Linked DNA regions of Mus musculus: region 2 is linked to region 1. A link is a loop called in an ENCODE intact Hi-C map of the cell type or tissue named here. Cell type or tissue: heart. All regions are shown on one strand. Links, peaks and the distances in the headings refer to the core of each region. The heading gives the core; the rest is flanking DNA.

Region 1 (12,005 bases), core at 1,566-9,565:
TGTGTATGTATGTATGTATGTGTGTTTGTAAGAGAGAGGGGAGGGACAGAGGTAAGGATAGACACAGTGAGAAATAAGGAGGTGCAGTGGCTGGCACGTCTGAGTTGGAAGCATATGTTGAGGATGCACAGATGTAGAGAAGAGAGGACCTTCTGACTCCTGGGCATTGGTTAAAGCCAGGCTCAGAGACGAGCATTAGTATGTGATAGACAGAACCTTGGTGAGCGACACTAGGCAAGTACAGGCCATCCAAGGTGCACATGTCAAAGCTCTCAAAGATGGGAGGAGGCACAGTACCTCTCCAGAAGGGCTCTGCAGGCCTCCTGTCCTCCACTGTCCCCACTCAGGGCATTCTCACATTCTTCACAATGTGGGGTGGCCCAGGGTAGCTACAGTGTCCTTGCAAGGCCAGAACCCCATCTGAACTACCCCGTGAGGATTGGAGAATGAAGTCATTCAATTATTAAAAAAAAAAAATCTCTGGAAGAACCAGACAGAGTAGTGCTGCAGTCCCACTCCACAGGGCTCTGACGGCACAAAGATGCTGGTAAAGCCTATATCAGTCCATCATTGACCCTGGCATAGCTACTGCTAACATTGTTACTTCCAGAATCTCTGGTCTGGAGTGTCTCAGGCTTCAGTGTGCCCTAGGCTTAAAGCTGTCAATGAGCCATTGGGTAGGGGCTATGAAACACCACCTCCAATTTAGCAAAGACATGTTGGGTACTCAAAAGTCACCTGTTACTGTGGATTAGTACTGCTGGGGACAGTGACAGATGGCACCCAAGATATTGTCACTGAAAAAGCTCAGGAACCTCAGCTCTACAGAGACTCTGGCAATTCCCACCTGTGGGCCCATTTTTCACCTCAGGATGGAAAGTTCCTTCTACCTCTGGCCCACTATAAAGCTCGTAGAAAGCATCAGATGGTTAGCCCACAATCTGCAAGGTAGAGGCAAAGGTGAAGGCATTCCTGGGGAAGGAGACCGTGGCACAAGATGTAAAAGCCCCAGAAACTGAGTGGACACAGCAGGAAGCAGCTAGTAAAGCTAGGTAGCTTTGCCTACATTTGATCTCTTGGCCCAAGATGCCAAAGTCCAATTGCGAATCACAAGTTCTCCTCCAGCTGCTGGCACGGAGGATCCTAGCATACAAGCTCTGAGTTCTCCGAGGGTGGCACCCCCTGCAACTCTCCGAGGGTCTCTATGGAAGTAACTAGAGGCAGGTCTCTTCACTAAACCCTGCCATCACTTCCCAGAGACTCTACTCCAGCCAAGTGCTTTCTATATGGCTGGCGAGGGGGCTTTCATATGTAGTTTTCAAAGAGTAAAAGGTGCACTGGTGCCCTCAGCCAGGCACAGCTTCTCATACTATCTAGAAAACTAATGTCCATGATGCCCAGTGCCGAGGCCTGGAGGGCTCCTGCAGACCTCTCCTGCCAGACTTCATCCCTGCTCCAGGGAGGGGTAGCAACAGACAGTGCCTGGCACTAGCCTCACTTGTCTGTACTTTTCCTTGGACTTCTGCCTGTGGTCTTACTTCTGGCTTTTACTACTGGAAAAGAGATCAAAGTCCCTGAGTCCACTCTTGCCCCTTCGTTGTGTAGATTGGGAAACTGAGGCCTAGAAAAGAGTATGGGCCCAAATTTACAGATTTGCCAAGGACACAGCCCAGAGCCCTGTCTTCTAGCCAACCAGAGGGGCCTTCCCACACTTGGGGTCCTGTCAGCTCAGAGCAGACTTGGCCCCTCCATGCCAGTTGTCGGCAGAGCCTGGGAATGTGCAGTGTGTTTGGTTTGGCCTCTAAACCGTTGTGCCATGAGACAATTTTCCCCAACATAAGCCTGAAAGTGGGTGGGGACCTGGACTGGGGGCCAGCTTGTGAGCAGAGTAAGCTGGGAGGAAGGAGGGAGGTTGCACTCCTAGGGGCTTGTCCCCCTCCCCACCATCCCACTTCATTTTCCTGGGACTCTTTCCAAGCAATAAAAACCCCACTTGGGCTCCAAGGGAGAGTTTTCATCTTTAGTTTTCAAAGTGTGAAAGAAAATACCTATAGGTACCTTGTGAGACATAATTCCCATTTGGTTTTTGCCCCCCTAGCAAAGGACAGCCTGAGCGCTGGCTCCAGCCACTTCACAGGGCACCTGGCCCACTGCCCTGAAGTCAGCCCTCAGTGCCTCTCAACTACCCAGGCTGAGACACATAACAGCATTGAGGCATGGATGTGTGTGTGTGTGTGTGTGTGTGTGAGAGAGAGAGAGAGAGAGAGAGAGAGAGAGAGAGAGAGAGAGAGAGAGGGAGAGAGACAGAGACGGAGACGGAGACAGACAGAGTCAGACAAGAGAGAGACAGAGAAAGAAGGAGAGGGAGGGAGGGAGAGAGAATTTGAGGTAATGACTTCTTCTAGACACAGGCACTAATAGGACTGCAACCAACAAGCCCTCAGTCTGACCCCGGAACCTCCTCCACATCAGTATTCAAGGTCTCACCCAGGAAATAGTGCACTTCACTAATGCTCAGGGTTCTTGCCACAGAAGCAATCGACCCCACTGCATCTCATCTTGCTAAGAATCCTCATTTTCTTCAAGCTTGGGAGAAACTGAAATATGGCACAGCAAAATCACTGAGTGTGATGACTGCCTTTGCTACTAAGTACACTGTAAATGCAGGATGTTATTAGTTGAAAAGCAGAGAAATAAAAATATTAATGATATTTTTTTCAGAGAAGCCTTCCCACATCTCCCAGGGCCTAGCACTGTTGTAAGACTCCTCAGATTGAAACCTGTTCTTTAACTCTCATAGAACAAATGCCCCACTATGGCAATGAGGTTAGTGGAACGTGGATAGTGTCTTAGGTGAACCTTCGCTCTTCAAGATCATAGGGCAGGTCATGGACCTTGAGGAGAGAGAGAGGGAAGTCTCTAGTGGTGACAATAACAGCAAGACAGTGGGCATGATGGGGATGAGGTAATGTAAAACAGTACCGTGAGATTGTGACCGGTCCCATGTGGTTGAAGCCCAGCATGGCAGGAAACAGAGCACACTGGTTTCTGTGAGCTAAAATGTGCTGTGGAAGCCCCAACCCCACCCCTGTTTTACAAACAAACTCAGTAGGAGCGCTATGCCTGCATCTCCGAAAGAGACAGTGGTCGTTCCTCTCCTGCCCTATGGGTGTACAAACCTACTTTGCCCCAGAACCTGATACCCAGTAGCCTCTTTGAGGCACCCTTGCTGAAAGGAGGTGGTAAGACTCATTTGAAGGCTTATTGTGAGGATAGTAATCTTGTTTGAACAGCTGGTGTGGGGGATGCTTCTCCTATGGCAGATAGGATGATGTGGTGAAAATTAAGGAGTGTGTGTATGTGTGTGTGTGTGTGTGTGTGTGTGTGTGTGTGTGTGTGTGTGTGTGTGTGTGTGTTCTGCCACCTTCAGCAACCTTGTGCGGAACAACAAGGTGTAGACCATCAGGAGACAGGTGGAAGCTATACTCTAGGGACTCCAGTTGACTTTGCAGTTGTTTCTGCCTGGAACCCGCCCTCATGATCAGTCACATGTGGGCCCACTCTGTCTTTGGGGGTCAGTGGAGCTGGCTATGGGGTTCCAGACTATTCCTCCTCCCTAAGGTACCTGCTAAAACTAGAGCTGAACCCGAAGCTCTCTTCCTAGGAGGAGGTTGCTGACGGTCCCTGTGTTTCCTCTTTGCAGCACTACGATCTCGCCACCTCCGCTGCCCCTGCAGCCTACCCCCAGCTCCGAAACCACCAAGCCCTTTGTCAAGTCCTCACACCAACTCCAGCAGCAGGACGCTGTGGGGCCTACCAGCAGCTCAGCGCCTACACTGGGCCTCCTCCATGCCATCACTGCCTCCATTGTAGCCCCCTTCCTACTACACAGCCTTGGGCCTTCCTGACCTCGACCACCCTTGCAGAGAAGCCAGAGAAACCACAGGAGTCTGTGGCCGTGTCCACCATCTGACACCACCTCAGATGGTGCTAACACCCTCAAGGCAGTTCACACAGGACAGGGACCTTAGAGCACTAGAGCTTTATTCTACTCCAGTTACATCTTCTTTTTTGTAGAAGGTCTTAATTTCCCATAGTGCTATGGGGCTCTTTTGTAAAATATGTGTCCATATTAAAAGAGAAAATGTATTTATTCTATTGATAAAACTATTTTTATGTAGCTTATGTTATAGTCCCTGAATTAGTCCCAAACACCAACCCAGGGAAGGAACCCAGGTTCCCATGACCTCTGTGACCTGTGTAGACAGTGGCTTTGAATTGGCCCCAAGCCTCCTACTCAGGCTTGACTTCTCCCACTGTAGGCACCTCTGAGGGCAGGCAGAAAGGCAGCCCCAGCTTTTGTGAGGCTAAATTTCAGAGCCAGGGGCATAGTGGCCAGCCATCCTCCCTAACCCTGTCCAGGCCCCAGAAGGGCAATTTAAGGAGAAATGAAGAAAGAAAGAAAGAAAGAAAGAAAGAAAGAAAGAAAGAAAGAAAGAAAGAAAGAAAGAAAGAAAGAAGAATGCTGCTATTTTGAAGTCCCACGTGTCTGTGGACTGGCCCGCCAGGGTTCCTGGTGGGTTTTTCCATTAAAGTAGGAGACTGGTGCTGTGGGAGATGAGCCCAGTCCTGTGGTCAGATGGCTACACTGAGATCCAAAAAGTGAATGGGGTTACCCAAGGTCACAAAGCAAGTGGGTGATTGATGTTCCAGTGTCACTGATCCAGCTTCCATTCAAGAGGGGCTGGTAAACCTGGTTAGGGCTGGGAAGTGAGCTGGGCAGAGGACAGGAATGGGCAGGGGTGGACACAGAACAGTCTTAGGGGCGATGGAGTGCAGGAGCCTCCAGTTGTGGTGATGACCGTGGTAGAGACAACCACCTGCCAAAAGCCTGCTGTGCGATGTGATGACCTCCAATTCAATGATAAGGCTGAACCCCCAAAAGAGGGAAAAGATCCACCCAAGATGTATGCCCTGCCCAGCCCTGGATTAGGGTGATACAAAAAATACCCTTGCTCCTCAAACTGTGTTCTACTCCTGCTCTTTCGGTCAGGAGAAGAACCAGGGGAGGCAGATTTCCCAAACTGGAACCCTCCCAATCTTCCCATGGCAGACAAGGAGGCCATTTCTCCAGCTCCCCCTGCTGGCTTCTGTAGCCAGGAGCCTCTAGCAGCCAGCATGGACAGGCAGGGAGTTGAGGCACAGAAGCCTTCTGTCCTCCGGGGTCTGACTGAGAACACAGTGGGCCAAAGCTGGACTTGTGGCTCATTATTTAAGGAGTCCTAGATCCTGAGAGCAGAAAAGAGCCCTCACCTGGCAACAAGAGTAAGAATGACGCTAAGGTCCAGAAAGAGGAAAGGCCTCTCCAAAGTGGCACAGCTGAGACAGGCATGTTGACTCCGGTCCCGTTCTCTCACCTCACTGCACATGGGTTTCCCTGGCAGGCTTGATGGCGCCTGGTTGGCTACAGCACCGCCATGCTTAGGTTGGCAGACATCTCCCTTCTGAGATGGCAGGACTCTGGGCAACTCATTGCATAGTCAGGGGTCCCACAGGCATCCTGGCAGGCAGCAGAATTCTTTCCAGCTCTGCCCCAGTGGACAGGTTTAAGCCTGAGACCTGGCAAGATTCTGGAACTCTGCTTCACAGGGTCCCGCCAGTCCCATGGACACCACACTGTAAACTGAACTTGACCTCAACCAGGACTGGAGTCAGTTTATCCTTGGCAAAAAAATGTGACTTCCTATTGCTGAGCGGGAAGGGGCTTAGCTGACTTTTAAAGCAGGCTCAGAAGTTAGACATCAAACGGATCGTGCAGAGCGCTATTGGGATGAGATAAGTGTAAAGGAATTGGAAACACACAGGCCAGATTCCCCTGTTTGGGGCAGAGTATGGCATGAGATGTATGGAGATCAAGCTCGAGGTTAATTAAAGATGAAGCATTTGGGGAAAGAGTCCAAGCACCTGACCGTGTGCCCAGACCTGTGCCAGGCGTGGGGCCAAGATGGTGAATTAATACAGCATGTAATCACTGTGCAAGCACAGTGCCAGGGTTACACACATGGGCTGAATTGTACCCACCCTTCTGGGCCCAGAAGAGTTCACCATCAACATGGGATAAGTGGAGCTATCCTGGGCTACTTTCCCAGCCCCAACATCAGGCCACTTGTCTTTCCAGACCCCTTCTTAAGGAAGACTGAAAGGGAAGGAAGTGTTTCAAATTCTCTTCCCCACCACATTTTAAGGTTTTTAAAGATGACGTGCCCTGCTTAGTAGCACATGTCTGTAAGGACTGTACTTGGGAGTCTGAGGCAAGAGCATCAACAAGCATCATAAGAGGTCCAGACTGGGATGCACAGTGAGTTCTAAAACAGCTTGAAGTACATGACCAGACCCTATATGAAAAATGAAGGGAAGGGAAGGGAGGAGGGGAGGTAAGGAAGGAAGAAGAAAGGGAGGGAGGGAGGGAGGGAGGGATGGGGCAGGAGGGAGGGAGGCAGGAGGGAGGGAAGGAGGGCAGAGTAGTCCAACAGATCAACAAAATTCAAGGTAGGTGTGGACTTAGAAAGAAAGAACCATTGTTCAGACACCTAGGGCCAAAGTTTCCTGGCCCCTGGAGAGCTCTACCAAGCCAGGGTTTAAGCAAGTAGCAAACTCAACTTGCTGGCCTACATCCTAGGAGACCTTGCACACAAAACAGAATGTATGGCTAGGCCACTTAAACTTCCCTTCCTGCTCTGGAAACAGACCAGTAGTCCATCAGCAGTTTCTCAGACTTCATGTTCTTGCTGGCTAGACTCATAAACACAGAGCCCAGTTCCCTTGAGATTCCAATGAGTATTTTTAGGACTTTCGTTTTAACTTTGAGTCAAACAGAAAGATGGAAGGCCTGTGGCCTAGCAGATTAAGTGACCAGCACTTAGCGGGGAATCAAAGAGGTGTCCATGCCAATCTCGGAGGTCAAAGACACGGTCTGCAATGTCTGGACTGAGGGTGACTCACAACGTTCACCTTATACTGAAAGACCCAAGCACATCCTTCTCACATGGAGTGTGGTCACCGGCAATGTCCTAGTCTTGTCCAGTCCAGACTTGGGCAAGCCTGGAAGCTCAGGTACTTTGTCCCACCAGTGCCCCTATCACAACAGATCCCAGAGAAAAGAACTGCTGGTTGTAGTTTTAATGACACCCTAAGTGGCAAAAAAAAAAAAAAAAAAAAAAGACCACCAGACTTGTGGTAGTAATAACCATGAGATAAACACCAGGCCCTCTACTTGGTATTTAAGACCCTCCATGACCCCACTCAGCTGACCTTGCTGGTCATGTCTCATCCCTCCTACCCCAGCCTGACAGATGGAATCATATCTGTTATTTCTAGAATAGACATGGTGCTTTATACATGTTACTCCCCAGGGGAAGCTCTCTTCTCTCCCCCCAGCTATTTATCCCATGAGGATAACCCTAGCGGCTTGCTCCAGGATGTCCCCCACGGAACCCTTTGTACATTACTAGTCCCACACACACATTCCAGAGTTAGGGCTCTTTAGATATGAATTTGCTCCCTGTTGGAAATACAAGCAAATCAATGAGGTGGGTCCTGTGTCTGTTTTTTTTTTTATGACCTTTGACACAAAAGTGATAGATGAAGATGTGCTGAGAGGGACAAGGGAGGAAAGGAAGCAGGACAGAGGAAGAAGAGGTTGGAGCTAGGAAAGGCAAAAGACAGCCTTGGCTTTCTATTTGAGACAACTTCCACATCCCTAGCTGCTAAAGGATAGCATCTGAGAGTAGAGTTCTCCAGGTGGAGGTAGACGCATAGTATGCAAGGCCCCAGGGTCCACTGGCTGAAGATGTGGCAACCAGCTGGAAATCTTGGCAAAGGATTGGTGTAAATGCCATGAAAGTGCCCCTGGCTTTGTAAGGTTTGGGTTCTTTACACATTGTTAGTTTTCCAAAAATTCATCTAAGCAGCCAAAAATATCACCCTGGCTGGCCATCTAAGCCTGTAGATTCAGTACTCAGCTAAAGCCTCTCTACACCCCTCCCCCATTCTTACACAGCCCAGCCAGGCTTGCCAAGAACTGGCAGAAACTCTTGCTGCCCTTGGGCAGGGGACCTCTTGGGGAGGAGATGCCTGGATTGAAACCCTGCCCATGACTCCAGCTCAGAGCCACTTCTTAGTCAGTGCCCGACCTTGAGGAAGGGAAATCAGAGCTTATAAGGGCTCTTGGACCCTATCTGGCCCTTTCCAGGCAATGTCAGCTCCTCACCACTGTCTCCAAAGGCAGACTTTGCCTATAGAGAGGCCTTTGCTTGCTGCTTGGGAAGCCACAGAAGCTCTTTCAGCTTCTGTTTCTTCATGGACCATAGGGAGAGTTTCCTGGGGCCAGGAGGATAATTCTGTGTATCATATTGACACCACAGGCCACCATGATGGGAGCATGTGACAGATAAGAAAACATAACTTAAAGGCCCCCTCCATCCTAAAACCTGCCTTGGGGAATGTGATTTTTAATAGGATCCAAGTCTAAGATGCCTGGAGTGAGAAACCAAGGACTCTTAGACTGGAGTCTCTCTGGTTGCAAGGCTGAGGTGGGTGTGGCTCTCAGCTAAAGAAGGGGGAAGTTGACCTTAGCTTTTGCCCAGTTCTGTCTCAGATTTGTTGGCTACCCCACTGTGCCTCACTGTACCAAACTGGCCTCAGCTCTCACCATGTTTGTGGTGTTCTTTATCACCTCTTCCTTCACCCCTGCCCCATGAATTGTCATGAAGAGTTCTTTAAGAGTATAATAGAAGACAAAGAAAGATGCTATTAATGTTATTTTGCCAAAAATATTTTTGTAGCATAATATATTAATTAAAGATGTTATGAACTTGACCCTGGTGTTACTGTTTACTTCTCTGTTTTCCTTCTGCAGGGTACATTTGGGGAATTGTCTGGCTTGTGAGGGCGAGAGCCTAGGACAGTATGGCACAGAGAATGTGAATGACCCCATTTTCCATGCACAGATTTGGGTGTGGGCTGTGAGGATGGTTTGAGCAGGGAGTTTGTAGGTGCAGAGGGCCAGCACCAAGGGAGGTATGTGTGACCCTCGCCAGGCAGAGGGAGATGCCTATGGTTTGGAGTAGGAGTTGTGCAGCTGTGTTACACCACACTTTGACCTGGGCTTTGCTAAAGGTACCTTCCTTCTGCCTGCTCCTATCTCACTAGGGTTGCTGCTGTTCCTTATCACTTCCCCACCTCTGGGCTCTCCTTGGCTCAGGCCTGCTGGGAAATTGCTGCCAGCCACACCACTGTCCCTCTAGTTTACTCTCTCCCCCCTGCAGCCACAGTGAGTTTGGCAAGCTACAAAAATGACCATGTCTCTTCCTGCTTTGAACACTCTTCAGTGCCTCCCAGTATTTTGGGAAAAGACATCCAAGGCCCCTTGAGATCCAGTCCCTGTTTATGTTTCTATTAAGAAAACCACTTCTCTGTGGTCCCTCTCCCAGGATGCAGCACTCCATGTCATTGCCTAGGCTTTCTGCTTATTGGCACTGTCCACCTTGTCTTAGTACAAGCTGTTGCCAGTGCTGCCAGGCTCCCTGCATCTCTAAGTCTCACCCATTATCGATCCGCGGGCCCCTGTGCACCCTACATGTACCAGTTCCAACAGTATCTGCCTCAAGAAAATCTCCAACTCCAGACACCTAGCTAGTCACTTGTTCCCACTGCTCTCTGTACCTCAGGGACTGCTGGGCTGAGGTTGTTGACATGTACTTGGCTCCTAGTACATGCATCTCTTCTGTGTTGTCACCTCCAAGTGCTGTGGCTGTTAGCTGCCACTGTCTGGCGTGAATGCTTGAGGAATGAAGAAGTCCATAAAAAAGGAAAGAAAGAAGAGATGGGTGGGCATCCAACAAGACACATCAAACCTTTTCTGCCACTTCATATGGAAGCACCAAGTGTTAGCTCCTGAGACCTTCAAGTTTCACCAGGGAAAGTCCCCAGAACTTGGGGACAAAGGAGACTGCCACTACAAAGTTACAAGTCAAGGGGTACAGAGATAACTCAGTCACTAAAGTGCTTGCCATGCAAGCATGAGGACCTCAGTCCAATCCCCTAGGGCTTGTTTTGTTTGTTTTGTTTTGTTTTTAAGAAGCCAGGCATGGTGGTACACATCTGTAATCCCAGTGCAAGGAGCTGAGGACAGACAAGTCCCTGGGCTCAGTGGCCAGTCAGCATAGCTTACTTGTTGAGCTCTGGGCCAATAAATACTATAAGGATGGGCCCATTTCTAGGCATGGATGTTAATGCTACAACTGGTATATTCGAAAATGTTCAAAGCATTTAATTCTAGAATCTTTCATCTGCAGAATGTTTACACCTTAGCTCCACTGTAAAGATGAAGTAACTGAGGCACATGGCTGGTCACATGGTGTGTCAGGCCTGGAACCCACAGTCAGGCCCCAAGTCAATCTCTTCATTTCCTTTTTGCTATTCTGGGGATGGGGGCTATGAAGTGGGTGGGGAAAGCATTGGCATCCACACTCTACAGACCAAGTGGGTGAAGTTGGGATCCCATGAGACCAAGTGACCTGGAATCCACCCAGGATTTGTTGCATCTAACAACTGGAGAATGGGGAAACTCCAGGGAATAAGCTCTGCCCTGTTCCCAGCCCCTCTGAAGTCTTCTGGGGTGACATCAGTGGTATGAGGATTCTGATTCCTGTTATGGACCCAGCTCTGTGCTCTGCCCCTCTCCCAGGAGCCTTGTTCCTCAGTTCAAGTACTCCCAGAAGAAACCTGAGACTAAGAAGTGGGACATGATGGGAAAGGTAGTTAAGGAGAAAAGGGACTCCTTCAGGTACCTGCCAGACTGCTTTCCACATGGCAACAGATGACAAAAGGGGACACTAAGTGTTTGCGCCTAAGGTGTTGAAGGCTTTGCTTTCCCCACCAAGAAGCCCTGCCCAAACCTTTCTGTCCTGAACAAATAACAGAATAGAGGACACCACCATAGACACCCATCTCTGTAATACAGTCTCAGGCAGACCTTTCTATACTGTTATTAACAAGTTCAGAACTGACCCCTGGAGGAAGCTCAGGAAGGTAGTTTTCAACTCTGTGAGGGGGAAACCTTTAAGACCCATGACCCTTGGGAAAGGTAATGATTTTCTAACAAAAAAAAAAAATGTGTGAATGGGGGCTAGGAACTCTCAATGGAGAACAGAGCTCTACCTCAAGCTGTCTCTGTTCTCTTTCCCCTTCCTTCCCTCCCTCTATGCCCTGCCTTCTGACCTCTCACCTGTACCTTCATTCCTTCTTTACCATGTCAAGTCCTTTGGGAACCCTCCCTATCACTCGGAACATCTGGGGTTTGCTAATCCGTGGTAGTACCACCTTCAGATGGTGTCCTATAGCAACTGGCCTTTGGGATGAAGTCGACAGACCCTTATTTTCAGTTCTAGCTGGACCTTGGTCTGGTTTGTGGCCTCAGGAAAGCTCTGCTCATCTCTTGATGTGCCAAATCATATTCACAGAATCCTTTTCAGAAAGAATACCAGCCTGCCACCGCTGGGATTTGGGCTTGGAAGAAAAAGCAGCTTCTCCTATCTCTAAAGGAGCTGGAAAGAAGACATTTGTATGGCCAGTGAGATAATTTCTGTTTTCTTTCTTGACAAAGCGAAAACTGGAATAAAACGCAAAAGGAAGAGTGATAAAATAGTTTTCTGTTGCTATAGCAAATATCTGAGATAAATCAGCTTCTAAAACAGAAGGTTCATTTGGTTCACAGTTTGGAAAGCTTCAGTCCGTTCCTCTGCTTTGGGCCTGTATCATGACGGCCACAAGAGCAGGAGCATACAACTGTTCACTCCCTGGCTGGAAAGCAAGAAGTAGAGAATAAAGCCAGACCTGATTGTTCCCTTTGGAGGGCCCAAAAGTCTCCTGTCAGACCTCACCTCTCAAATTCCCACGACCTCCCAACACTACCTGGGATCAAGTCTTTAACACGTGGGCCTTTG
Region 2 (12,005 bases), core at 2,110-10,109, 140 kb before region 1:
GGAGGTAGCAGACACGGTTTAGAGAGATGGGAATTAAGAATTTGATAGAAGATTTTTTTGCAGTTTCCAGACACTAGACAGTCATATGTTTTTACCAGGCTTTGTAGATGGTGGGAAAGAGAATCGTGTTAGCCTTTTTCCATAAAGTCCAGTCCCAGCCTCACACAGGGACAGGAGCCCCTTGAGTTGCTTAACACCTCCCCCCTTTCCTCTCTTTCTCTCTCTCTCTCTCTCTCTCTCTCTCTCTCTCTCTCTCTCTCTCTCTCTCTCTCTCTCTCTCTCTCTCTCTCTCTCTCTCGTGTGTGTGTGTGTGTGTGTGTGTGTGTGTGTGTGTTCCATGTCTACCAGGTCCCAGACACTGGCTCACAGTGGCTCAGCCAGCCACCTGAGGGCAGCTTTGTAGAGTGAAAGTAGAGGGACGCTTAGTAGAAGGAGACCAGGTGTTACTGTGCATACATTAGATGGTGACAGGATGCCTGCTGTACCAGCCTTGGGAGATCATGTGTGTAACCAGACAGGAGTGGGCGTGACAGTGGAGAGATGTAGACTGAGCTGTTCCCAAGCCTCTCACAGTCTTCTTCAGAAAAGACACGATAAAGTACGACACAGGGCAGGGCTCTGAGACAGTGAGACTCCAGAAGATGGGAATGAGCTGGGTGAGGCAACGGAGTCACCCAGGACTCTAATCCTCCTGGCCCCTCCATTCAAGTAACTGTCTGAGAGCCAGACGTTTCTTTGCTTCTGGGTTCTGGGTTCGTCTTTTGTCTCAGCTTAGCCCTGGCTGTGTAAGCAAAGGCTGCACAGACTTTACAGGAAGAACGTCTCTGACAGGAACAAAACCTTTGAGGAGGAAATCAACTGTGCTCACAAACCTACCAGCCATCAGGTCCAGCCAAACAGGGAAAAATACCAGGCTGAGGGACTCCAGCTTTTTAAGTTTGCCCTTAGGGAGTTGCCTGGACAGCAGTTCCAACAGGGATGTCAGCAACAGACTTGTTTGAAGAGAGATGGGGTTTGTGTTAGTCCTTGAAAGGAGCCAGAAGTTAGACACATAGATGGACACATAACCGTACCAGCTCAGGGTGAGGGCCTGAGGGGCATCTCATCCGCACTTTCAGAGTGGTCCATGTGCTGCCCGTGGGTACCAAACTAACTAGTTTGCAGACTAACTTCCTTCTGGGGAGTACCACTCAGATCTTTTCAAAATATAGGCCTCAGGTACCTGAGTGTCCCCTGAGGGAGCTTTGCCCTCTTCTCAGCATTGCTGGAGGCAGAGAAACAATTTTTTCACAGGGTCTTGAGCTCACCCATTCCAAGTATAGAGCCCAGAAGCTGAGGAAAACAGAAGGCAACTTTTGTGATCAAGAAGTATGTGAGGGGAATATACCGTACAGGAGATCTGCTATGAATGCCATTAGGTCCTCACCAGAAACATAGCGTATCACCCCTATTTTACAGACGGCAACATTAAAGCTCAGAGAAGTTACCTAGCTTTCTCTCCAGGTAACAATGCCTATTGATGTCACCAAAGGAGGAGCTGAGCTTGGGTCACTCTAATTTCAGGCTCTGAGACCTTTCCTCTGTACTGCACTGCTTGCTGGCCCCATGCCTGTCACTATTAATATGTGGTGTGGTAGAGCTGAGCCGTAGTTTCTCCACTGGCAACATGGGGGTGACTGCATACTGGGGACTAGAACTGTATTTCTTGAATTTGACTGTGGCCATGAATCACTTGAGGACCTTGTTAAATTACAGATTCTAGTTTATAAGGTCTTGGCTGAGGCATACCCATGTGCCCAGGACACTGTCAGTCTACAGAGCACATCCTGAGTACCAAAGGCCAGGCCATCTCTAATGGCTTCCCATCCACCAATATAGATACAGACTGGAGTGAAGAGCAGACATCTTGTTCAGACCACATTGATTCTTGGAATTCCTGCCTCATCTATTCAGCTTCTTGGAAGAGACCAGGCAAGGAGGAAATTTCTTCCCCTCACCTTACAGATGAGGAGTCAAGTTCTGATTTAAAACCAGGCTTGCCCTACTGTGTCACAGCCTGGCCCTGGCTCAGCACCCTTCCTTGTCTACTAGGTATCCCTATCATATGTGCCCTACTTTTTTCCTCCTGACAGTGTTGAAGCATCCTTCATGGCTTTAGGGATTTTCTGCTACAGGTGGCTTTGGCATGTGTCTGCTCCTCACAGGAAGCCTGAGACTGGATGGAGCCTTGCTTTCTGGAGGGAGATTCCAGAAGCAGGCGTCAGCTCCACCAGGGGAAGCCAGTCCTCCTGCCTGCAGGCTGGCTCCACCCCAGGACTGGGCATACCATGCTCGTGGGATGGCTTTGGGCTTGTTACTTGGAAGCGTAGATGTTTGCAAATGGATTTATGGTTCCCATGTTTACCATATTGTCAAGGAAACAGGGCTGCAAGAGACTGAGTCACCCAGAGCAGGAAGACTGAGCCTAGCATCTCGGGTGGTCTCCACCACCCAAGCCCAGGGACCACTGTTCACACATGCCAGAGAAAAGGCCAAGTCAGCCCTGTCCTGCAGCTCTAACTGGAACACACCCCCTTTACATAGTCTCTTATCTTCTTTTATCTTCTTGCCTTTCTCTATTTGTAGTTTTTCCTAGACCTCCAAGATACTTAGAAAGAGTTCTTTTATACGAGTATGTACATACACACACACACACACACACACACACACACACCATCTGCTCTTGCTGTGAAGGGTGTCTGCCTCATGGTCATATAACCAACCCTACACTCGCCTATATTGCGCCTGTGTGTATTTTCATGCTATGTGATCCTGTCTTCATGAGGATTTTGCTTATCATCCACTCTTTGATCCTAGGAGCAAGGTTTTATACCCAGCTTATGCTTCTCAGTGGAATACATAGCTACCATTTAATAATGGCTGCTAGACTGAGCCTTCTAGAAGAGGAGGAGGGATGGGGACAGGGATTCTGACCTCATGGAAATCACCTTGGCTTCTTTCTTCTGTGAAAACCATTGAGTGCTTTAATCCCTCAGGGATGCTCAGCTCTTACCCATAGTTAGCAGCCTCCTGACAGGATCCAGAAGTGCTGTGGGTGAATTCTCAGTGAAGGGGTTATAGAAGGACAGGCCTCCATTGGGGCTGCTTAGACTAGCAGTCCTACTATGTGGAATCTCCCTAGCAAACCAAAACAAGTGAAGACAAAAACTTTCCTAACTAGGAGCCAGAGTCTGTGGGAAGGAGCCTTGAACCTTCTCCAGGTGCGAGGAACACTCAATTCCTGCAGCCTCCAGGACTTGACCCAGCATATTCAGAACACAGTCTTGGAGCTATGGGGTGCAGTCATACACCCCCAATTATCCTCAGACTGTGGTCTCTTTTCCTCCAGGATATAGTAAGCAGCTTAGTAGATAAGGACACCCTTTGTTTTCTTCCCTCTTCTTTTCCTTTGAGGGACAATGATTTCATTTTTATTATCCACAGCTAAACATGGTTTGCCAAAAATAATCAAAGAAACATATTGATGATATACAAAAATATCAGGAAAGTTTAGTAAAATGACTTTTTATATATTTATATATGAAAATCAGTTATATTTCTATGCATCAGGAACAAGTAAAACATGAAAGCTATATGACTTTACTAGTTATGATGTCACATTTACATGAAGTACATAGAGGAAAAATTGAGCAAAATAAAGTGCACTTCTATGCCAAAGCTTAACGATAATTGAGCTAAGAATTAGGCAAAAACATTAGTAATATTTAACACATGCCATGTAGTAACAACTAGTGTGTGTGTGTGTGTGTGTGTGTGTGTGTGTGTGTGTGTGTGTGTGTGTGTTCCTATCTTTTGAGCCCTCAGAAAGTCTTTATTGAATATACAGCATGGATCCAGAGTTTCTGTGTCTTCTGAGATCTAATTTCAAGCACACTGGGGTTTAAGTTAAGGTCTTTGATGTATTTTGAGTTGATTTTTGTGCATAGTAGAAGATGTGGATCTAATGTCATTCTTCTGTAGGTAGAGATCCAGTTTTACCCACACCATTTAGTGACTAGGCTCTTTGCTAGCAAGTGTTTTTTGGCACCTTTGTCAAGTATTAAGTGACCATACTCACGTGAGTTTATTTCTGGGTCCTTTGACCTGTTCCTTTGGTCTTCATGTATGGTTCTATGCTGTCTGTGACTCCTTACTATAACTTGAAGTCAGGCATTGTGTAGTTTCCTTCAGCAGTGTTCTTTCTGTGTGGGATTGCTTTGACTATTCATAGGAGGTGTTTGTTCATTTGTTTGTTTGTTTCCATATGAAATTTTGGATTTCTTCTGTAGTTTTGTAGAGCATTTATTTGGAATGTTGATGGTATTGCTCTGAGTCTCTGGTTGCTTTTGGTAATATGGCCATTTATACAGTATTAATTCTGCCTATCTAGGAGCACTGAAGGTCTTCGATCATTTAGTATCTTCTTCAATTTCTTTTTTCCATATCTTAAATTTTTGAAAAGCATTTTACTTCCTTGGTTAGGTTATTCTGACAGTGTTTGTATTTTCTCTCTCCTATATGGTTCCTACCTTGAAAGGGCATATGTAAATGTGGTTTCAGGTATAGGTCTTATAACCAGAAAGGGTACTACACAGGGAGGGGGTAGTGAGAAAGAGGGAAGATAAATAGACCATGTATGATATGAAAGCAGAAAAGAAGCTGCTGGAGCTAGGAAGGTTCAAGGATAGTGGCTGCTAAGAGGTGAATCAATATGTCCTAGTCTTCTAGAATATTCCATGGACTGTTGGAAAGTTGTAGGGAAAATATCCAGGAACAGAATCTTTCATCTTCAGATGATAAACGGTACAAGGGTTAATTTTGTGTGTCCACTTGCTGGGTCACATAGACGTGATCAAATGATATCCTTGCTGTTCTTACTAGTGCATCTTTTCAGATCACACTAAATCAGTGGGGCTTTAAGTAAAGTGTATTACCTCCTTAATGTGGATAGGCCTTACTAAATCAAGTAGAGGCCTCAGGAGAAGCAGACCAACCACTCCGGAGAGGAATGGAATTCTGCCAAAAGCCTTGGCTTCCTGCCTGGACCTCTGGTCTGCCAGCCTACCCTGAAAATTAGGGTATAGTCTCAAGAAGCAATTCTTAAAATCAATCAATCAATCTCCATCTACAGTCACTGTCTCTCCAGGCTCCCAGGGATCCTCTTTATACCAACCTAGATGCAAGGGACTCTGTGCCACCTTTGAACTGCTTATTTGGATTTTCTTTGTATGTTGTGAAGATATTTTGGGGAACCTGATATCACGAGGTGCTGTAAAGCCTGTATCTCCGCAAATCTCTTCTGCTGTCTGAACTGCACCTATTATGTGCAATAGTGAGCGCTAGAGACTCTAACACTGTAACAGGAGACTCTGCTGTCACTCTGGTTATCTTAGGTCTCTAGTAAAAGTCTCCACATACATATACATAATAGATGGGTGTAAAGAGGACTCTGGGGAGCCTGGACAGGCAGACTTTGTGTTTTCTATACTGTTTGTCACAGTCCAGAGAGCCTTCTAGAAATCTGCATCTGTCCAGATTTAATCTTCCCTGGCTACACATTTCAGTTACTAAAGGACATGACTGATGAAGAGGAGCATATATTTCTGTACTCTTTTCACACCAGGCAAGTATGGAGCAGGGTCCCAAGTTCCATTAAGCAAACACTCTTTGAATGGAATGCTCTCCTTGCTTTTCAGTGAGGATAGTGTCTCCAGACTATTGTGCCCTCGTTCTGTGGTTTACTGTCAATTGTACCTGAGAGCAAAGGGCCCAGAAACTTCAGCTTGCAGTGTGACCTTTGGCCTCTGGATGTCACTGACTTTGGTGTATAGGGAAGATATTAGCAAGCACTTCTTGAAGTCCTGGAGACATTGATGAGCACTGGGCCACACAGGGACAATGAATTATGTCACCTGGTTCTCAGAAAAACTTATGGTCAGGCACTATAGTTCCCTATTAAAACAGCCTTCTGTGAAGAGGCTCTTGGTGGAGCTGAAGCCTGACTGTCCCTGGCTGGTCTCTACCCCACCCCCAGATCTCTCTCTCCAAAAGGGAGTTTCTGTCTGGAGTGCTAGTCATTGTTGGGCTCCCAAGTGCCCTCTACCCCCCCTCAGCTTTCTCAATCTATTCCTATTCTCTGGCTTCCTAGCCCAGCACTCCTCCCCAGGAAGCCCTGCTGACATCTCCTTTTGAGAATTTGGCACCTAGTACTGCACACATAACTTAGGGTGTTTAATAGAGTGATAAGGAGAGCCAGTCAAAGGAAAACACTCCCAGGTACCAACCTCCTTAGAGATCTTCTGAGTCTGTTCTATTAAAGTGTCCTTACAAATTATGTGGTCCAGCCCAGGCCTCTTGTTTTGCACCTGTGAAGACTGAGGCTCATACAAAAGTCACCATGGGCAAGCAACAGTGGGACTAACGCTTTTTCCTGAGTTTCTCACAAATATAGAAGGTGGGGACTCCCTTGCTCCCCTCTGATCCTGCCAGGCACTGCCCGTAGCTCTAGGTAGCCTCCAGAATGAATTTCTGGAGTTCCCTGTAGTAAGAGATTTCTATTCTTCTAGGGTAGCTAGCTCCCTGTGGCGGGGGCTGAGACATATGGTTCATCAACTCATCTAGCAACCACTCTCTCCAGTCATGCACTCTATCACCCTCGACTTCACTGATTATTTACTTCCCTTTTCATTAGTCCATTTGCTTGTTTATTCATTCATACATTCACTGACCCATTCATTTGCCTATTGACCCATTCATTTTATGAGCCCAAAGAGAACACCATGCCTGGCCTAATTAGGAAGACTCATAATAAGCAGAGAACCACAGCACAAAATGACTATAGGTTTGGGCAGCCCTAGAGGATCATAGATTCCCAGAGGGCATGGCCAACTGGGAGATAACAAGAAAGAAGCTTCGAGGGTGAGCAAGAGCACTCCAGGAAGGGAGGAGAAAGGGAGTAGCCTGGGCTTTCTGGGACCACTTGTGTCTGAGCAGCCTTGCCCCCTCTGACCCTGGCAATCTAGAAAGAACCACAACCCAATCTGAGGATCAGCTCAAGCTCCTGGATATGTTTCCTTCCCTCAAGCCCTGGCTCAGTGACCTTGGCCAGTGGTTTCTCCAGGCTGCCAGTACTGTAAGAGGGAGTCTGGTTGGGTGTGAAGTGCTCGGTCTACTTTCTTTCCAGCCCAGTTTGGCTCGTGGCCAGTCTTGAAGATTATTATCTAGATGCCTATTTCCGAGAGGCTGTTACTATCTCTGTTTGCCTGCTTCAGAGGAGGAAAACGGGGGGTGGGGGTGGGGGACAAGAACGCTAGCAAGTCACTGAGAATCCCTTTCTGTGGAGCACAGCCGTTAAGGCTGCTGGCTTTGAAATCAGACAGGCATAGATTCTGCGTTTCCCTGACTGGCTCTGAAGCCCAGGACAGCAACACTACCCAGCCCACCTCCAGAGGCTGTGCTACACAGTGAAGCATCACACTGGTGGGTTTGATTGATTCATCCACAGTGTTGACAGGCAGAAAGTCCTCCAGATAGGGGACTTACGTCCTATTCATCTACTTGCTTTGCAGCTGGAGAGCATTTGCTCTATGCAGAACTGCACGAACCGTCCTCTAGCTCTGTGGCTGGGCAGGGACTCCTTCAACTAACTGGATTCCCAGTACCTTGAGCTTTTGTGTGACTTCCTAGAGTATTGGATGCCCATGCTTGTACCGTCCAGGCAGTATAATACACCAGAATCCGATACTCCAGGAGGTTACAGAAGCTCAAGGAGGGTGGGGGGACAGGAAGGTGACATTCTCATCAGCAATCCTAAGAGCTGACTTCCTTCAGAGGTGAAGTGACGTCTCTGGCTGGTCAGTTACTTTATTCAGACTCTTAATTCGTCCACCTGCTCAATGGAAATAATACCTGTTTTATGAATAAACAGTACCTTGAGTTCACTGGGTGGTATAAAAGGAAAAAGGCACTCCTCACAAACACAGAACTGAACCCAGAGTCCTAGCTAATGCACAGGCGGGTGGGCAGTGTACGTCATAGTTTCTAGCAGAAATTCAAAATCTAATGGAAAGAGGCCAAAGGGAGGCAACAGTGCTGCATTCTAGCTCCTTAGACTTTAGAAGAATGTTCTGAGTGACAGAGACAATAGTCTATCTTCTCCATACCTCTATACCATCACTGGACCAGGCACTGATGAGAAGAGTCTCCAAACTATTGGACAAGCATCTGAATGTGCACCTCTTGCACATCACTAGTGGATTTAGGGATTCCTTCCCTGCCCAGAAGCCCTACTGTGGACCTGTGGAATGCTCTTCACACCTTGCTGGCCATGATCTTCCAACAGAGTCCTTGGGGTTGGTGTTCCATGAACTGGACTCAGCTTATGACACCCGACCCAGTCCTTGGTTCTGAGTCTGGTTACCACTCCTGAGTCTGCTCTGCCAAAGCAGTGACCCACCAACTGCTCAGAACATATTATCACATATATAAAATGAGATAGTTGAGCCTGCTCCATAGCACAGATTTAAGTGAAGGCATTAAACTACCCAGAGCTTCGGCTGATTCCAGAGGTGGCTGAACTTTCTAGACTTAATCACAGCTGGAATGGGGAGAGGGGAGAATGTTGAATTGGATGAATATGAAGAATGATAGGAACAAGAGAGCACCAAGCAGAAGGAGGTTTAAATAGAAGAGAAGAGGACACTAAAAGAGGGTGAAGAGATTCACATATAACCATGTCCAGTTGCCCCATGGCCTGTAACTTCCCATGCATTTCTCTGACCACACAGAATTTCTCTCCATTTAGCCACTATGCAATTTCCCCATGTTTCCTGTGTCTTGTGTACCATGGCTTTTCAGCTGTGCTTGACTTCCAAGTCTCCAGGAAGTGCCCCTTCTCCTGAAAGCCCCCCTTGACAAATAGCGTTCTCAGTAATCAGAGGCTCCAGTCCTGCATGCTTTCCCAGTCCTCGCTCATGTGCCTTCATGGCACTTCTCAACAGTCTCTGCTTTTTGGTCCTCACTGTACACTAGGAGCCCCTGAGCTCCAGGAACATGCTTGGCTTACCTTTGTGGTTCCTGGGCTCCTACAGGAACTGGCTGGCACTTTTTAAATTAAGTGAAAGAATGTTCAATGAATGAATAAAGGATCAAATGAAGACATGATTGCAAGGGGAGGCAGTGATGTAGTGTCTCTTTTGTAAGGGCCTGTCTGTATTTTCCTCTTCTCTGTGCTGTGCCTCTGTTCACAGTCCGTGGCTCCACTGTTACTGGAGAGTTGGTTGGTGGCAAACAGCCCAGCATCTGCCATGCTCCCAGGGATGCCCTGGTCTGCTTTTTCTTCAGGCTGTCTGTGGCCTCCTAAGCAACCCCTGGAGACCTGCAGAAACAGTGTTTTACTCCCATACTGAATCCTCCCCCCAAAACAAACATAGCCACTGCCAAGAGCCTTCAGGACTTGCAATGAAAAACAGGTGTCTCCTGGAGACCTGTCAGCCAGGCACAGAAACTTGGGGTCACTACCTGGGGAGAGGGAAGAGGAATGGCAGCAAGGCACGCCATACACCTGCAGCTCCTAGAGTCCAGCTTCAGGGGCATCAGCCCCTTGTGTCATAGGAAACTGCCTCCTACACTGCTCCCAGGAGTCAGAGCATCAGGATACCCTTACTCAGCATGGGCAGATACACAAAGACAGATACACGGCTCTGTTTCCCCCTCACGTCTCTGACTCACCAAAGTGAAGGGGTGTTTGGTATCTGCAGTCACCTAGCTGAGGATCCTTCCTTACCTACTGTACTTCATTTTTCTTCTTGGAGTCTAACAGAACTCATCCTGTCAATGAGGTTTTGAGCCTGCTGTGGGATGATAGCTTAGAGGTGTATGTGTGGACCCCAGGGATCCTACCTGGGCTCCAGCAACCACAATTGACAGGCTGTATAAAACCTTAAGCAGAGCATTGCTAGCTTCCCATCTCTGCTTACCCAACCTCCTGAGGCAGTTCCATGGTGGCAGTGCCTCTACTCTCCTGCACAACTCACCCGACCTCTGCTTCTCCCAACCTTTAGGTAAGATGTCTTGTCTGCCTGCAAAGCTTTGTCCAGTCATCTTATTCCTTTTTGTATGGAAGACATGTTTACTGAGCATCTGCCGTGTACCAGACACTGTTCTCAACACATGGTCATGCCTGGCATCCCGTGCTTACTGGCATCCCTGTTTACTGACCCATAGATGTGTCTACCCACCTTGAAGTGTTTATCTGTGTCCTGGAGTAGGCTTTTTTCATGCTTGCATGACCTATAACTGAGCTTCTGGTGGTAGAGACTGTGTAACCACTTCTATACCCAGGGCATTGGGCACAAAGGACTATACCTGCCTAGTTCACTTCTGATTCTCCAGCATCCCACCTACATCCTAGTATACTCAGGGTCCCGTCAGTGCACACCAGAAAAGAAATGGAGTGGAGTGGAGAGATGGCTCAGCAGTTAAGAACACTAGCTGTTCTTCCAGAAGAACTGAGTTCAATGGAGTATTCTTACAAGCCCTGCATGTTCACCTCATGGCCCTTGCAGGAAAGGTTTATCTCCTGTCACCTATTCTCATCCTCCTACACTGAGACTCTGTAGAGGGGCCAGGTTCCTATCCCCTGAGTAGCTTGTCTTGGGAGGAGCCCAGGCCAATAGGTGCTATAGCAATCATCTCTATTTGTCCTGGAGCCAGTTTCTTGCTCCCCAGCCCTCACCTCTGATTTCAATTATCCAATTGCACATTGCTGCTGAAACTGCCTCCAAGCAAAGGAGCTTGCCTGGCTCTGCCTTCATTATTTCCCACATCCCTTCACCTTGCACTCAGCTCTTGGCTACCCTAAAACACCCCTGCTCTCCTCCCCTCCTCTCCTAGCTCAGCCAAGTCATGAGCACTCTGGACTCTCCCAGATGCCTTTGCCTCTAACTCCACCCTCTCACATATCTACAATAAACCTGCCCAGCCACCATTAGTTAGGACCAGTCATTTTTTCCTCTCCTTTTTATTTCTATTTTTTTCCCCATCCAGTGAGCACTCCACTGGATTTGCAGGACCCAGGTGAGTATCACTCTCCTATTAGAAATGCTGTCAGTTTTCATGGCTTCAGGTGGCGCTTGAGTTACTCCCAAGCATACTACTTCCAGCAGGGACAACCTCTGGAAGCTTTGTCCATTCCCTGGTGTGGAGAATGAGAGGGACAGAGAAACCAGAGAACTGAGGCCTAGCATAGAGAGGTGAGGCATAGCAGGAACAAAACTACTGTCCCTAAGTATCCACCAGGCTGTCCTGTAGCAGAGAAGACAGTGTCACAGAAGCTGGAACTAGCCCAGTGGGCAAAGAGCAAAGTGAGACAGTGGCTGCTCGGTGTCCGCAGAGCAGCTGCCCTGGCGCTTGGATGTGGTGATCAGCAACCTACTGCAAAGTAAGAGGTGGCCTGGCCCCTGCTGGGAACTGCTGGGAAAGCACCCCAGATTCTAGGAGAGGGAATGCCTTGGAGGTCCTGGGCTGCCTCCTAGCTTCCCTGGTCCAGATGAGTCATCCCTGCTGAGCCTGGCTCAGCCCTGTCCTATGGGGATAGGAATGGCTAGGTTGTGTGAAGTGCTTTCTCCTGGGGCATGCTGACCCTGAGAACATGGGACAGTGCCCCTGCCCACAATAACCGAGACAAGGTTCCCAGGTCACTTCAGCCCTGGGGCTGCCCCGTCCTCACCCCCTCCCCCAAGCACACCAACCCCTCCCCGTGAGTTGGCACTCTACTGCTCCAGGAAATGTTGTTACAAATTTTTTTTTCCACAAAAGCACATGCTGGATTTTCCATGCCACCTCCAGCACATTTTCGGGAAGTCCCAGGTGGTTGGGATAGCGGCTGAGACCCTCCAGAAAGGCCAAAGATCCAACAAACTGAAAGAAGGCTGGCTTTTATTTAGTCATAAGTACATATACGTCTC

What was found. Peaks named below come from ENCODE experiments on the same cell type or tissue, not always from the same donor. Only the 100,000 strongest peaks of a DNase experiment are listed, where the experiment ranks them.
Region 2: a loop joins it to region 1, with 1.8 times the contacts of the local background. A loop is called at or near these places in 2 of 42 quality-filtered maps.

What each region holds. Positions count from the first base shown.
Region 1 is chr4:114,606,222-114,618,226 of GRCm38, forward strand. Trabd2b (TraB domain containing 2B) reads left to right here. Exons shown (of 7, transcript NM_001085549.1): 7 at 3,704-8,877. The coding sequence ends at 3,908. All of the region lies in intron 1 of Gm33655 (a long non-coding RNA gene), which reads right to left. Among named protein-coding and RNA genes, the nearest start is that of Gm12829, 68 kb to the right of the region's middle. In heart, for the core only: a CTCF peak has its summit at 5,151 (motif pointing left); a DNase peak (open chromatin) is centred at 8,080; H3K27me3 peaks cover 3,504 bases.
Region 2 is chr4:114,460,782-114,472,786 of GRCm38, forward strand. The region is part of intron 2 of Trabd2b (TraB domain containing 2B); the gene reads left to right. Among named protein-coding and RNA genes, the nearest start is that of Gm33710, 42 kb to the left of the region's middle. In heart, for the core only: no CTCF peak of the experiment used is centred there; no DNase peak of the experiment used is centred there; H3K4me3 peaks cover 398 bases; H3K27ac peaks cover 289 bases; H3K27me3 peaks cover 3,699 bases.